Regions from separate parts of the Homo sapiens genome. Here region 2 is linked to region 1. A link is an interaction called in ENCODE POLR2A ChIA-PET data of the cell type or tissue named here. Cell type or tissue: PC-3. All regions are shown on one strand. Links, peaks and the distances in the headings refer to the core of each region. The heading gives the core; the rest is flanking DNA. Region 1 overlaps OSBPL6 (oxysterol binding protein like 6). Region 2 overlaps SESTD1 (SEC14 and spectrin domain containing 1).

What was found. ChIA-PET counts read pairs that join two places held together with the same protein. Peaks named below come from ENCODE experiments on the same cell type or tissue, not always from the same donor. Only the 100,000 strongest peaks of a DNase experiment are listed, where the experiment ranks them.
Region 2: POLR2A ChIA-PET joins it to region 1 with 5 read pairs; 1 of 35 experiments calls an interaction of 5 or more read pairs at or near these places.

The regions. Positions count from the first base shown.
Region 1 is chr2:178,389,930-178,394,929 of GRCh38, forward strand. OSBPL6 (oxysterol binding protein like 6) reads left to right here. Exons shown (of 25, transcript NM_032523.4): 22 at 1,144-1,288; 23 at 2,483-2,609; 24 at 4,384-4,506. Among named protein-coding and RNA genes, the nearest start is that of CHROMR, 21 kb to the right of the region's middle. In PC-3, for the core only: no CTCF peak of the experiment used is centred there; a DNase peak (open chromatin) is centred at 2,482; H3K27ac peaks cover 1,343 bases.
Region 2 is chr2:179,227,001-179,235,786 of GRCh38, forward strand. All of the region lies in intron 1 of SESTD1 (SEC14 and spectrin domain containing 1), which reads right to left. Among named protein-coding and RNA genes, the nearest start is that of SESTD1, 33 kb to the right of the region's middle. In PC-3, for the core only: no CTCF peak of the experiment used is centred there; no DNase peak of the experiment used is centred there; H3K4me3 peaks cover 1,086 bases; H3K27ac peaks cover 1,559 bases.

The sequences.
Region 1 (5,000 bases), core at 1-5,000:
TGTATTTATTTTAATTGAGTGTCTTTATTTTAGCCCAAAATGTTTTCACTACCTTTTTTCTTAGAGACTCGTAAGGTACCTAGAACTGAAGAGCCAAGATCACTATGTGCTCTGGCTGGGTGATGATGTAAATATGTACATTTGGCTTTGTAGGCTATGAGAAGCTGCAGTGCAGTCCTGTCTCTAACACTTGCAGAGCCTGTATAATTAACTAAAATATGTAAATCAAGTCTGTAAGCTATAAAATAGAATATGCTCTATTTCTTTGCCTTGACAAATACACTTTTTATAACAAAGCCTGTGAGGCCAGGTTGGACCCTTCAGAACTCTGTGCTGTAACCCTGGCAATGTAGGACAGCCAGTCCTGGCCCACGGCCTTCCCTACTTTCTTCCCACCTCTGGCTCTGTTTTGACTGCAAGGGGCCTCATACACACATATACAGGCAGGCCAGCCCACACATCTAAGCTCTGTTCACACCCCCACAAACAACCACCCTTGGCCACTCTTCAGACCTAAAGGTGCACACGCTGGTGGGTGGTCTGCCCTTGGGTGCATGAATCCAAGGAAAAGGGCCTTGCCAGCTGTGGAATAACCTTGGAGCTACTTGGACAAGGAATTCTAGGGTCCTGTATACTTGGGGCCTGATCTGGAAGGGGAATCATGGGGTAGGCAAACTCCCATAGACTTCTTATCCCTTGGGAAGGAGTATGGCTGGAAGGGCCACTTGAGGGCCCTCCTCATAAAATTTGGCCATTTATAGATACTATGAAAATTATTTCACAAACAATTTCTGCAGCATGGCCAATTGAAATTTATTAAAATCCATGAGCAAGAGGAAAATTCAAAACAAGAGGAAAAAAAATTGCTAGCTTAGAAATTAATATTAGGTTCTTGGGATAGAAGCTGAGCCTTCTCTGTGATATACTACCATGTTATGCGTGGAATAGAGACCATCCCTTTCTTGAAAGTTAAGCTAACTCTTAGAAAGCCAGCCCTCCATATAAAACGTTTTGAGATTTCTGTATTTCTGAAAATGGTTTGAATAAGGGACTTCAAGGCTAAGAAATTTTTCTATATGGAAAATACAGGGAATGATGTTATTAAAGCCATCAAATGTCACAATTGGGGTTTGGTTTTTCCAGGTGAATTATTGGAATTCTAACATGAATGAAGTCCAGGGGGTGGTGATAGATCAGGAGGGGAAGGCGGTGTACCGGCTGTTTGGAAAGTGGCATGAAGGACTCTACTGTGGTGTGGCCCCCTCTGCAAAGTGCATTTGGAGACCAGGTGAGAGTGGCCTGAGTGTTCTGCCAACAGGAGGGCACTATGGACAACAGAAGGGAAGAGAACATCAGGTCATCTTATGCAACTCACATTATGTTTCCTTTAAGAGTGAGATTAAAAGCGTAGATGCTTATGGCAATTATAGTTACATTCATACTTAACATAGAAGTTATACATAAGCCCCAATATTTGATATTTCATAATAAAGAATGTAGGCCAAATCTCTGACAGGCAGTCAGAGATTGGGCTTCATGAAAAATTGCTCAAAGTGTAATGCCTACATTTGAAAAGCTAGGTATATTTATTAAAGACTTTAGATAATTGAAGTATACAAACTTAAAACCTTACTCATGTTATTTATTCTCTGCTTTAATAAAACAAAGACTACAAACATTTGTAATCCACAAATTCAATAACTCACCAGAATAAGTAATCTTTTCACTTGAGCCTCAAGAGACAGCAATATGTTGACATTTAATAAAAGACATCAAAAGAGTTCTGATAACACATTAGCTTATGATTGAATATCAAGTATAAATGGAACAAGTATCCACATGACATTTATTGTCACTGGAATTTTGTCAGTTAATCCCTAACTAAAATTAGTTGTTAGTTTCCTAAGAGACATCAATGAGTATTTAAATTTCCCGCTAGTAGAGTGGCTAGCTTATTCATTCCGCAACTATTTATTGAGTGCTGGCTGTACATCAGGCTTTATTCCAGGAGCTCGGGATACGTCAATGAGCAAGACATACAAAGATCCTGCCTTCAAGTTTAGTTAAAAAGTGGCAAAAAATATTAATTTAGGTCTGCATATTTTTCTTTTCTAAAAGGAAGCAAACAAGTGTTTCTGGTGTACTCTTAATGTTCATAGTTAATTGCCATAGTATTTAGTTAACCAATTGAATATTCAAGAGAAATATTATGGAGTAGTTTAGCTAATGAAGACTACTATATGTGCAGTTTTGTTTGAAAGACAGGATTGTATTAAATATATGAATCTGTCAATTCTGATCATCAACACAAAGTTTCCTACCTAGGAATACCACCAATTTAATTCACTTGAAAAAATCTATAATCTTGTGTTTATGACTACAAATTTGGTGTTAGTGTAGGTACTAAGTACTAGGGTAAGTCAGCTTCTTCCAGTTCCATAAACCTTCTGCCTCTCACAGTGGTTCATTGGCCTCTTTCCAGGTTCCATGCCAACAAACTATGAGCTGTACTATGGCTTCACAAGGTTTGCTATTGAGCTCAATGAGTTAGATCCAGTACTAAAAGATCTCCTTCCACCAACAGACGCCCGGTTCCGGCCAGATCAAAGGTGAGGATGGCAGTGGTATTTAATATGCAGACTATGGCTGGGTGCAGTAGCTCATGCCTATAATCCCAGCACTTTAGAAGGCTGAGGAGGGAAGATCACTTGAGGTCAGGAATTCAAGACCAGCCTGGACAATATAGTGAGACTCTATATCTCTAAAAAAAAAGAATTAAAAATTAGCTGGGTGTGGTGGGGCATGCCTAAAGTCCCAGCTACTAGGGAGGCTGACGTGGGAGGATCGCTCGAGCCTAGGATGTTGAGGCCACAGTGAGCTATGATTGTACCATTGTACTCCAGCCAGGGCAACAGAGAGAGACCCTGGCAAAAAAAAAAAAAAAAGGCAGACTATTATGGCTTGGGGCTTTAGAGGTCATTGTGACTTATTTTTACTACCATCATGTATTTTTATTCAATCCTTTCTCCATTCCCTTATTCACTCAGCAATATTTGAGTTTTCTATGCCAGGAAAAGCAGTATTCATAGAATGATCATAACAGATTATCTCAGCACATAGTTCCCCACAGAAGATAAGATAACAGAGATATTTTTTAACAAAGTTTCTCCCTCCCCCTAAAATTTACCAAAGGTCTGTAAATTTGTGAACTCTTTCTTAAATATATAATCAGTCCTCACCCAGTGTTTCTGACCTTTTTACTTCTATAACTCTGTAACATGGAGTATCTTTTAAACTGAAGAATAATAGGATAAGTTACAGGGGAACTCAGAAATGCTTTGAGTGCAAGTCTGCAATTTGCCCAATGTGGTTTTGATCCCACAGAGTATGAGATATACTCAAAATACAGTACCTTTAATACCTTCTGATTCTTAGTTTTTTATTCTTATGTAGCTCTGAACTCATGATGTCCATTCCTATGGAATTCATTTTACTTTTCCCAAAAATTCTATATGCCATACAAATTCCACTCAAGATCAATTTTCTGTTTCCCATGTATTTGTGGCTTTATCTGCCATCTGCCAAAATGCTCTCAGTTTTGAATGTTCCACTATTTAATTCTCTTCTATTTTGCCCTCTCTCTCTAGAACATGTTGTCTTGCTATTTGACATTCAAATTTATTAATAAACTTCCTGTACAATGTATAGCATATTATATTCCTGTTCTTTGCTCTCATTTTGAAATGTAAGCATTTGTAAGTCACCATTCAGTCTGCTTTTTCCTTCTCAATTCTATTTCAGTGTTCCTTTTCTGAATTTCATTTACTATTCATTTCACATTCTGTGGCCTTTTGTAATTTTCCCCATTACCTTTTCTTTTCTCATCAGTTTTGCCCTCTCCAGTAAAACAGGAAAGCTCCTTCCCTCTCAGCCTGTTCTCAAAATAGACGGAGAATAGCCAGTTACCATCCTCCATTCTATGGCCTTTTAGCAAAAGCTTTCTGATAATATAGAAAAGGAACATGGCTATGACTTCACGCTCTTCTCACCCTGGACTCTGCAGTTGTCCTGAAAATCTCAAGTTATAGAACCCTAGACAGCATAGAAAAGTCTTCAAGGCCAAACCACCCACCTTTCACTGATATTGCTGATTATAATAATTCAGTTCATGTACATAGAAAATATGTAAATCCTGGGAGGCAGAGGTTGCAGTGAGCTGAGATCACACCACTGCACTCCAGCCTGGCGACAGAGCAAGACTCCGTCCGTTACTGTGCGGTATTTTATGTTCATAGCAATTAGAAAACAATTTTGTGCAAATGAGGTTTTTTTTCCCCCAGAAAAGAGGATAATATGTTAAAATATCAACTGCTTTCTGCTTAGATTTTTGGAAGAAGGAAATTTAGAAGCTGCAGCATCAGAGAAGCAAAGAGTAGAGGAACTCCAGAGATCTCGGAGACGATATATGGAAGAAAACAATCTTGAACATATACCAAAATTTTTTAAGTAAGTCAGTTAACTCCCATAGCAAGTTCATGTTTTGCAAATGGTTGCCACAGGCCATGAGAAACTCCAGTTAAATGAAAATAAAATGGGTAAATGGATTTTGGTATCTTTGCTTTTGGCAGTGAAAATATTGAATCGATTTTGCACTTATGAAAAGTTAGTAACTATAAAAAGAAATTTTTTCTACAGCTCTTCTCTTTTCATGGGCAGCAGAAAAGAGTGAGCATCCTGCCCAGAAGGCTCTTTGTCCTTCAGCTGCACTCTTTAGAATGGTGGAAACTGGTTCCCACTCCCTTAGCCAGGGACTGAACCAGACCCCACTGCCCACAAGATCATCCTGGCTTTTATTAGGATTTCATTTTATTTCTATCACACAAAGCTTGTGTGTGTTTAGATTTGGTCTCTCTGTGGTATGATAGTAGGTGATTATTACAGGATTATTTGCAGGATTATATATACATCACACAGATTAATCTGAGGTTTCCAAATGCATC
Region 2 (8,786 bases), core at 1,995-6,994, 840 kb after region 1:
CAGAATGTTAAATTACATAGTTCAGGGACATTTACTGAAATATTCTGAGACCTGGCCCATTAGGATTATGAATGAAGAGGGGCACTTTATAAAGCCTTCTTTATGCTGAGTCAACTCCAACTTCTGGCTTCAGAAATGGCTTACTTGACTTTACTACTTTTACAGCCTAAGTGAGTTTTCATTATCTATATTTCAAAACTTGGAAAAAGTCACTATTTAACATGCAGATGTTTCCATTTTATAAAATTACATCTTAACTTTTATTACAATATTCACTATTACCCCCCACCTCACTTTCTCACTTTAGTTATCTATGAAACCTTTTCAGTTCCTAGTACATTCTCAAAATATTTAGATGGCTCCTGACTGCCACTAACCTCTCACTTGGCAGATTATCTGATACCATCCACAAAAGAAGCACAGAGAAAATTTTGGGATTCCTCTGGACAGTCAAAAATAAGAGTTTTTGCTAGCAAGTATTTCTAAGAATTGAGGTAACAAAATTTTTGCCATCCACTATCACTATACTCTAAAACAGCTATTTGAACAAATAGTATTTTTTGAAAGAAAAAGCACAACACAAAATCTAATATTTAAAAATACGGAACTATGATAATTGTTTCCTTTACAAAAAATGATTTAAGGTTAAAAGAGCTTTCTTAAAGTCTCACTGCTTTTAGTACAAAGCTTAGGTAGGAGGCACCGAAGTAGCAATTCCCGGTTTTCAATGACTTCTGCACTGCCTGTGGAGCTCTTGACATTACTAGAAATTTTGGGGGGAAAATGAGCAGAGGCAGCAGGGTGTCATGATTAAGGCTAGCACCAGGCTGAACTGGGATCAAATGTGAACTCTGCCGCTTATTAGGTGTGTGACCTTAAGCAAGCTACTTTACCACTCACCCTGGCTTCAGTACCTTAAGAGGACCTGGCTGCCATTTGGTATGGGGTGATATGCCAAAATTATTCCACTAAATCCCCCTTTTAGCTTAAGCCCACTCACATTGGTCTCACTGCTTAAAGAACTAGAAGTGAGACAATCATCCTTCCTGAACAGCCTCCTTATGATCCCTTCCCTCGTAGGAATCTACCATCTATCAATCACTGAGACAATAATCTATGTATAGTCCCCAGACCCTCACACTGTGTAAGTATAGTGTCATTTAGTGTGTTACCAGGCGGCCTCTATAACATGACAGACATCAAATATGTCACGGATGTATGTGTCTGTGTCTGTGCACGCATGTGTGTATGTGTGTGTGTTGCAGATGAGGAAGTTCCTCAACACTACTCCCGGCCTGAATATTATACCTCTTACCTCGATTACACATTTCACATTTTGGGGAGTTATATATCTCCTTTTTAACAAATATGTCCATGTGTGTAATGGAAGGTTAAAGGAGTTCCATCTTAGGGCTTGCAAATACAGTGGCAGAAAAGATGTTGCAATGACTTTGCCTTAAGATACAAGCCTGTGGTGGGAATGGGGTCTGTCTTTAATGAAGGCACATACTGTAGAACTAGGGACTCATCCTACATCAGGAAAGAACACAGGCTTCATCTTGAATGCTAACCCAGGCCGTTGGCATTATACGGACACACTAAGTAACCTACTCTGGTTTCAGTAGGGAAAAAATTATCAACTGAAATGAAGTTTCATAACTCATGGGTTAATCAAGGTGTTAGTGGCCATGTAAATACAAATCCTCCAATATAACCTTCAAAAGCTAAAAAGACTAACAAGAAGAACAAATAAAACCATACAAATTTCACGCTTTTAATACAAGACAAACTAACTTCAAATTATGTAAAGTAGAAAACATAAACTCCATTCTAGTGGAGATATTAATCAAGCTCTTCCCCTAACCTATTAGAGAGGACAGATAGATCTAGGGGGAGAAAAATTTTGCAAACACAAAGTGGGGGCTGGAGGCAAGGACAGAAAGCCTAAAATTAAACTAAAATCATCCACAGAAAAAGAAAGCCCAGTCTACGTGAAAAAATCCTCAAGAAGACCACTCATAGATGAGAGAAAATTATAGGGAAGGGATTTAAAAGTGCAGGGAGGATTCAAGGAGGTAGTCTTGATAAGGTAATGCATCAAGGGTGTGATGGTAAATTTCACGTGTTAACTTGACTGGGCCATGAGATGCCCAAATATCTGGTTAAACATTATGTCTGGTTATGTCCATTACAGTGTTTACGGAAAAGACGAGCATTTGAATTTGTGGAATAGGTAAAGCCATTACTTTCCCCAATGTAAGTGAGCATCATTCAACTTGTTAAGAGCCCAAACAGAACAAAAGGAGGGAAAAAGGCCGAATTCTCTCTATCTGCCTTATAGCTTGAAACATCAGTTTTCTCCTACCCTTGGGCTGGAACTTACACCATTGTTGCTCCTAGTCCTCAGGCCTTCAGACTGACTGGAATTTACACCACAGGTCTTCCCAGGTCTCCAGTTTGCAGATGGTGGGACTTCTCAGCCTCCGTGATTACATGAGCCAGTTTCTTACAAAAAAATCTCGTTCTAGATATAGATATACATATGTTTTTAGATATATATCTATGTAACTCTCCATCCTTTTGTTTCTATTTCTCTGGAGAGCCCTGAGTAATACAAACAAGGACGGCGGTAAAAAGAAAATAATGTGTGTTTTTGGAAATTAGATGATGAAAAAAGAAACGAAAAAGAAAGTTTCAGATTCTGTAAGGTTCTTATATACATAAAGAAATTTAAGATTTTGTAAGAACTTATATATATATATATATATATATATACTCAAATACACACACACACACACACACACACACACACACACAACCCTACTTGAGAAACACAAAATCCTCTCCCTCAAAAGGTGAAAAAAAGCCATCCAACAAACAAACCAAACTGTGCTACACTGACAGAAGAGGACATTCCTGAATTAGTAATCTCATAAAACCCCCTAAAACAACAGCCCTGCTCATAGTCACACATAGTTGTTGCAATCTTCATCTATATAAAATTTCTAAAATAAAAAATAACGTTAGGACAATTAAGCTAATGAAAAGCACCCCCAAAAAACCAACAACAAAGTAGAAGATTTTAATAAATATTCCAAACTGGATTGTATCTCTTTTTTTTTTTTTTTTTTTTTTTTTTTTTTTTTTTTTTGAGACAGGGTCTCACTCTGTCACCCAGGGTGGAATGCGGTAGCGCGATCTCAGCTCACCCCAACCTCCACCTCCTGGGCTCTCAAGTGATCTTCCCACCTCAACCTCCTCAGTAGCTGGGGCTACAGGCACACACCACCATATCCGGCTAATTTTTGTATTTTTTGTAGAGAATGAGTTTTGTCATGTTGCCCAGGCTGGTCTCAAACCCCTGGGCTCAAGCCATCTGCCCACCTCAGCCTCCCAAAGTTCTGGCATTACAGACATGAGCCACTGCACCCGGCCTGAATTGTATCTCTTTAAACAAGCACTTAGGAGTATGAAAACCATCATAAATCAGAAATATAAACCTGAAAATAGAATGGGCAAAAATAAATAAATAAATAAGAGAAAAGGTGAGGACTAAATTCCTGCTCAAAAATAGAGTAAAACCTTAATAAAAGGCACTGAGGAAAACAGGAAAAGAACCAAGAGAATGAAAATGAGATAACGCGGTAAAAAAAATAATCACAGGAACAGTTGGTAAAATGGAAGCTAAACAGAGAAGGTATAATTATATGAGTAACTGAAGTCCCTGCAGAAGAAAAAGAAAATATTAGAACAGAATTAATATTTAAAACTATAATCCAAAAAAAAATTTGCAGAAACAAAAAAAATCTGATTCTACATATTAAGAGAACCCACTAATGTAGCAAGGAAAATTGACCTGTTAAAATCAATTCTAAAATATATTATAGTAAAACTATTAGACTTTAAAAATATGAGAAGGGAAAGATCCAAGAATTCCAAACAAAAGATTCAAGCAACTTACAGGGGCAAGAAAATTAAGACTGGCATCAGACTTCTCAAAACAACAAAACATATAGAAAGCAAGGCCACATTATAAAAAGGGAAAGTGTGAACCAAGGACTTATTTCCACCCAACCTGTACTACCAATATTAAGGCTACAGGAGAACAATTTTTAATATGCAGGAACTCAAGGAAAATTGTGGTCACCATGAGTTCTTCTTAAGAAATCCACTAAAAGCTGAGCTATATCTAACCAATAGGTAAACTTCAGCAAAAGAACTGGTGGTGAAATTTTAATATATTTAATTGTAGATCTAAGAGCAAAACGAAGTTGCAGTTAAGGATTGAGGATGAAACAGACATAATGCAACTGAAGAAAATGGAAAAAGAGAAAAAGAAAAATGTAAAATAAACTTTTGTTGAAATAGCAATAGATAAGAATTATAGGACACCATTAAAAACAACATAATAGATAGTATAAACTTAAATAAGAAAACAAAGAAATGAGGACATTTAAAAAAGGCATAAACATACAAGTAGCTGCTACAACAACAAACAGCAAAGCCTAAATATCCAAAAAAAAAGAAATTTAAAGATGAAAAGGCAAAGAAAGCACATCATAGAGAAATAAAGAAAAATAGAACAATGTACACAGTATTTATAACATAAGAGTTGAAATCAAACATAAGTCATTAAAAATTTTTTCATTTGGCTATTAAAAAATACCTAATAAATGCTTATTCAAGAGATAACCTAAAACAGTATAGACCAAAAAGCTAAAAAAAAAAAAAAATTTAAAAAATTTAAAAAAAAAGGGATAAGCAAAGGCATACAAAGCAAATAGAAACAGTAAGGAAGCAAGAGTAATGATCTTGATACTAAAGAAGACTCAAATCAAAAAGCCTTAAATATGACACAGAGAAACACTGTTTAACGTTAGAAGCTGCAATTCACATGAAGACATAACCATCGTGTATGCCTATCATCACATAGCAACTACTTTTAAAAAGCAGAAACTACAGGGATGTACAGACATAGGAACATAACTTTAATAATACGTAAGACTGAAAACACTTATAAACTGAACTGAAAACTACATACCCTGATAATAAAAACTGTACCTCCTTCTCAAATGGACATCAATATTGACCAAAAAAAGTGCACACATATTAGGTAATTTAAAAAGCAACAGTATATTTTATGAAGTAGTAATAATGCAAACACTCTGATCATAATTCTAACAAAACCAGATATTAACAAAACTAAAAACAAAAATGGCATTCTACCTCAAAATTATACATTTTCCAAAAAAAGATACAAAATTATATATTTAATAACCTGAACAGAGGAAAATCTGTAGCTTTGAACATTTATATCAATAGTAAATTCATAATTCAAAAAGAACAAACTAAACTAAAACAGAGACTAGAAATAATAAAGACAAAATAAATCAGCTGGGTGGAGAATTTTAAAAATCACATCATAAATCAAAATCCTGGAATTTTTTTAAGTAAATGAACAAGGTTAATCCAGAAAAAAAAGAGAAAGCACAAATTCAAAGTAAGAAGCGACAAGGGAGACGACACATTTCAACAATATAAAAACACGTATTACAAAGATTATTTATTGCAGTGTCATTTATAATTGGAAAATACAATCAGAAATAACCTGAATGTCCACAAATGGGAAAGTGATTGAATAAACAAGCTGTAGATCCACACAATGGAGTACTATGCAGCTCTAAAAATTAATAAAGAGATCTCTATATCATTATAAAATATAGATATCCAGTATATACTGTTAAGTCGGAAAAACAAAATACAAAAGAATATATGCAGTGTTCTACTTTTTGTATAGGAAAGAAGATATACATTTATCTGTCCATTTTGTGTACAGAGAACCAAAAGAACTATATACATGAGAAACTAATCAGGATAATCGCCTAGGAAGCAGAGGATAAGGGATGGAGAAGATGAGTGGAGAAGTGGTAGAAAAGATGGGAGGTATGATCAACACTTTTCTGTGTATAGCTTTCTGTATGGTTCTGACTTTTGGAACCATGTTAATGCTTAATATACTCAAAGAAATATGGAGATCCACAAAGATGAGAAAGCAAAAAAATTCTAAGATGGAAATCAAACAAAACAAATGTCTCTATTGGTATTTCAAATGACTCAGGGAAAATTTAGGAAGAAAGGAAGACCTAACCACCAAAGTAACTTTTGAACACAGTATTTTTACTACGTATTCTCAGGATGTAAACAAAAGAGAACCGTAAGTAAACACTGAGTTCCAGTAAGTGGGTTTGCTTTTTATAGTGTTAAGGATTAGCAATTCTAAATTACTTTTTGTATATTCTAAGATTGAGCAAATAAGTAAATATACTGTGAACAACAGAAACCAGACTTCCTACTGTTAAAGGTAGTTACAAATACGGAAAGTGCAGAAGGAGGCTAGAATGAAACCGGTAATGATGGCTGGCACAGGAATATGTCTTCATAGTTTTTTTTTGCTTTTGCTTTTGTTTTTTTAAGATGGAGTCTCGCTCTGTCACCCAGGCTGGAGTGCAGTGGCAGGATCTCAGCTCACGGCAACCTCTGCCTCCTGGGTTCAAGCAATTCTCTTGCCTCAGTCTCCCAAGTAGCTGGGGTTAGAGGCGCATACCACAGTGCCCAGCTAATTTTTGTATTTTTAGTAGAGACAGGGTTTCACCATGTTGGCCAGGCTTGTCTCAAAATCTTGACCTCAACTACTCCACCTGCCTCAGCATCTGAAAGTGCTGGGATCACAGGCATGAGCCACCACATCCATCGTATTCATAGTTTTTATACAGAGATAGATACAGGGATACATGCATGCATGCATGCGTGTGTGTGCACATGGCCTGGCATGTGTGCATGTGTGTATGTGTATGCATGCCCTGGTGTGTGTGCATGTGTGTATGCTTACCCTGGCTCTGTACACTTGGGGGGCTCTGATGGTTAATTTCAGTAATTTCAGGTGTTGACTTGACTGGGCCACAGTGTGTCCAGGTATTTGGTTAAACATTTTCTTGTTTTCTGTAAGGGTGTTCTGGATAAGATTTACATTTTAACTGGTAGAGTAAATCAGTTTGCCCTCCGTAATGCAGGTGGGCCTCATCAAATCAGTTGAAAGCATGAGTAGAACAAAAAGACTGACTCTCAGTAAGAGGCATTCCTCCAGCAGGACTGCCTTCAGACTTCATTTACAACATCAGCTCTTCCACAACATCAGCTCTTCCTGCCTGATGGCCTTCAAACTAGAACATCGGCTCTCTCTGGGTCTCCAGCCTGCTTGCTGACTCTGCAGATTAGACTTACCAGCCTCCATGATCATGTAAGCAAATCCCTTTAAATAAATAAATAAATAAATAGACATCTCTCAGTAACATGAGTGCCCAGATCTTGATTTCTAAATAACATTCACACTAAAAAGAATTAGGGCTGCTTGAAAATATGACAGATTTCAAGGCTGGATAAGGTAAGTACAAGATGACTCTGAAACACTTATTGCCAGAATATAAGAAAAGGCTCAGGCCGGACGCAGTGGCTCACACCTGCAATCCCAGCACTTTGTGGGGCTGAGGCGGGTAGATCACTTGGGGTCAGGAGTTTGAGACCAGCCTGGCCAACATGGTGAAACCCCGTCTCTACTAAAAATAGTACGAGTATACATCACCAGTAAAGGAACAAAACAATAGTATGGGTGTCCTGACAAGAGATTCTGAAGACACATCACTTCTGTAGTATTCCAGCCAGAAACGCATAACCTGAATCTAATCATGAGGAAATAGCAGACAAACTCAAATGGCAAAAATATTTCTAAAAAATAACTGACTGGAATTCTTTAAAAAATGTCATTTATCAGCTGGGCACAGTGGCTTTTGTCTGTAATCCCAGTACTTTGGAAGGCTGAGGTGGGAGGATTGCTTGAGGCCAGGAGTTCAAGGCCAGCCTGGGCAACATAGTGAGATCTCATCTCTTTAAAAAAAAAAAAAAAAAGTCATATTATGAAACACAAAGGAAGACTGAGGAAGTGTTCTGTATTAAGGAACCTAAAGAGACATGAAAAACCAAAAGTAACACATATAATCCTGAACTGGAACCTAAACCAGGGGAAACAGTTTCTCTTTCACTTAAAAGGAAATTAGGAAATACTGCAAAATTTAAATAAAGTCTATAGAGTACTGCATCAATGTTAACTTCCTGATACTGACGATTATATTGTGGTTATATATTTTTTAAAAATCCTTATTTAGGGAGACATACTTAGGAATAAAGGGACATAAGTATTTAGGGGCTAAGGGGCATAATGTCTACAAATTACTCCCAAATGGTTCAGAAACAAATACTGTCTCATGAAAATATGAAACCAAATATGGTAAAAAGTTAATATTAGGAGAATGTGGAGTGAAACCTATACAGTAATTCTTTGAATTATCTTTGCAATTTTTCTATAAGTCTGAAATTATTTCAAAATAAAATAAATTTAGGTAAAATTACAGTCATCTGTGACAAGCTTTTCTACGTTATTTCTCAACATATGTCCAAACCCACATACGTATTATAAAAACCAAAGGCAAACACTTAAGAAAACCCTCAAGTTATTCTTTTCCTGTACCCTCTACATGCAATGGCACATAGCCTGCTGATTCTACCCTCTTCTCAACAGCACTATTGCCTCAATTACCATATTACCTTGGAAACATTTCCTGACTCCACTCACCCGCCTTTACGCACTTGCAAAATTAATTCTTTCACTCCATTTGAAAATCCCGAATGGTACTCCACAGCCAATTCTTTTACAAGACTTAAGTCTTTTCCAG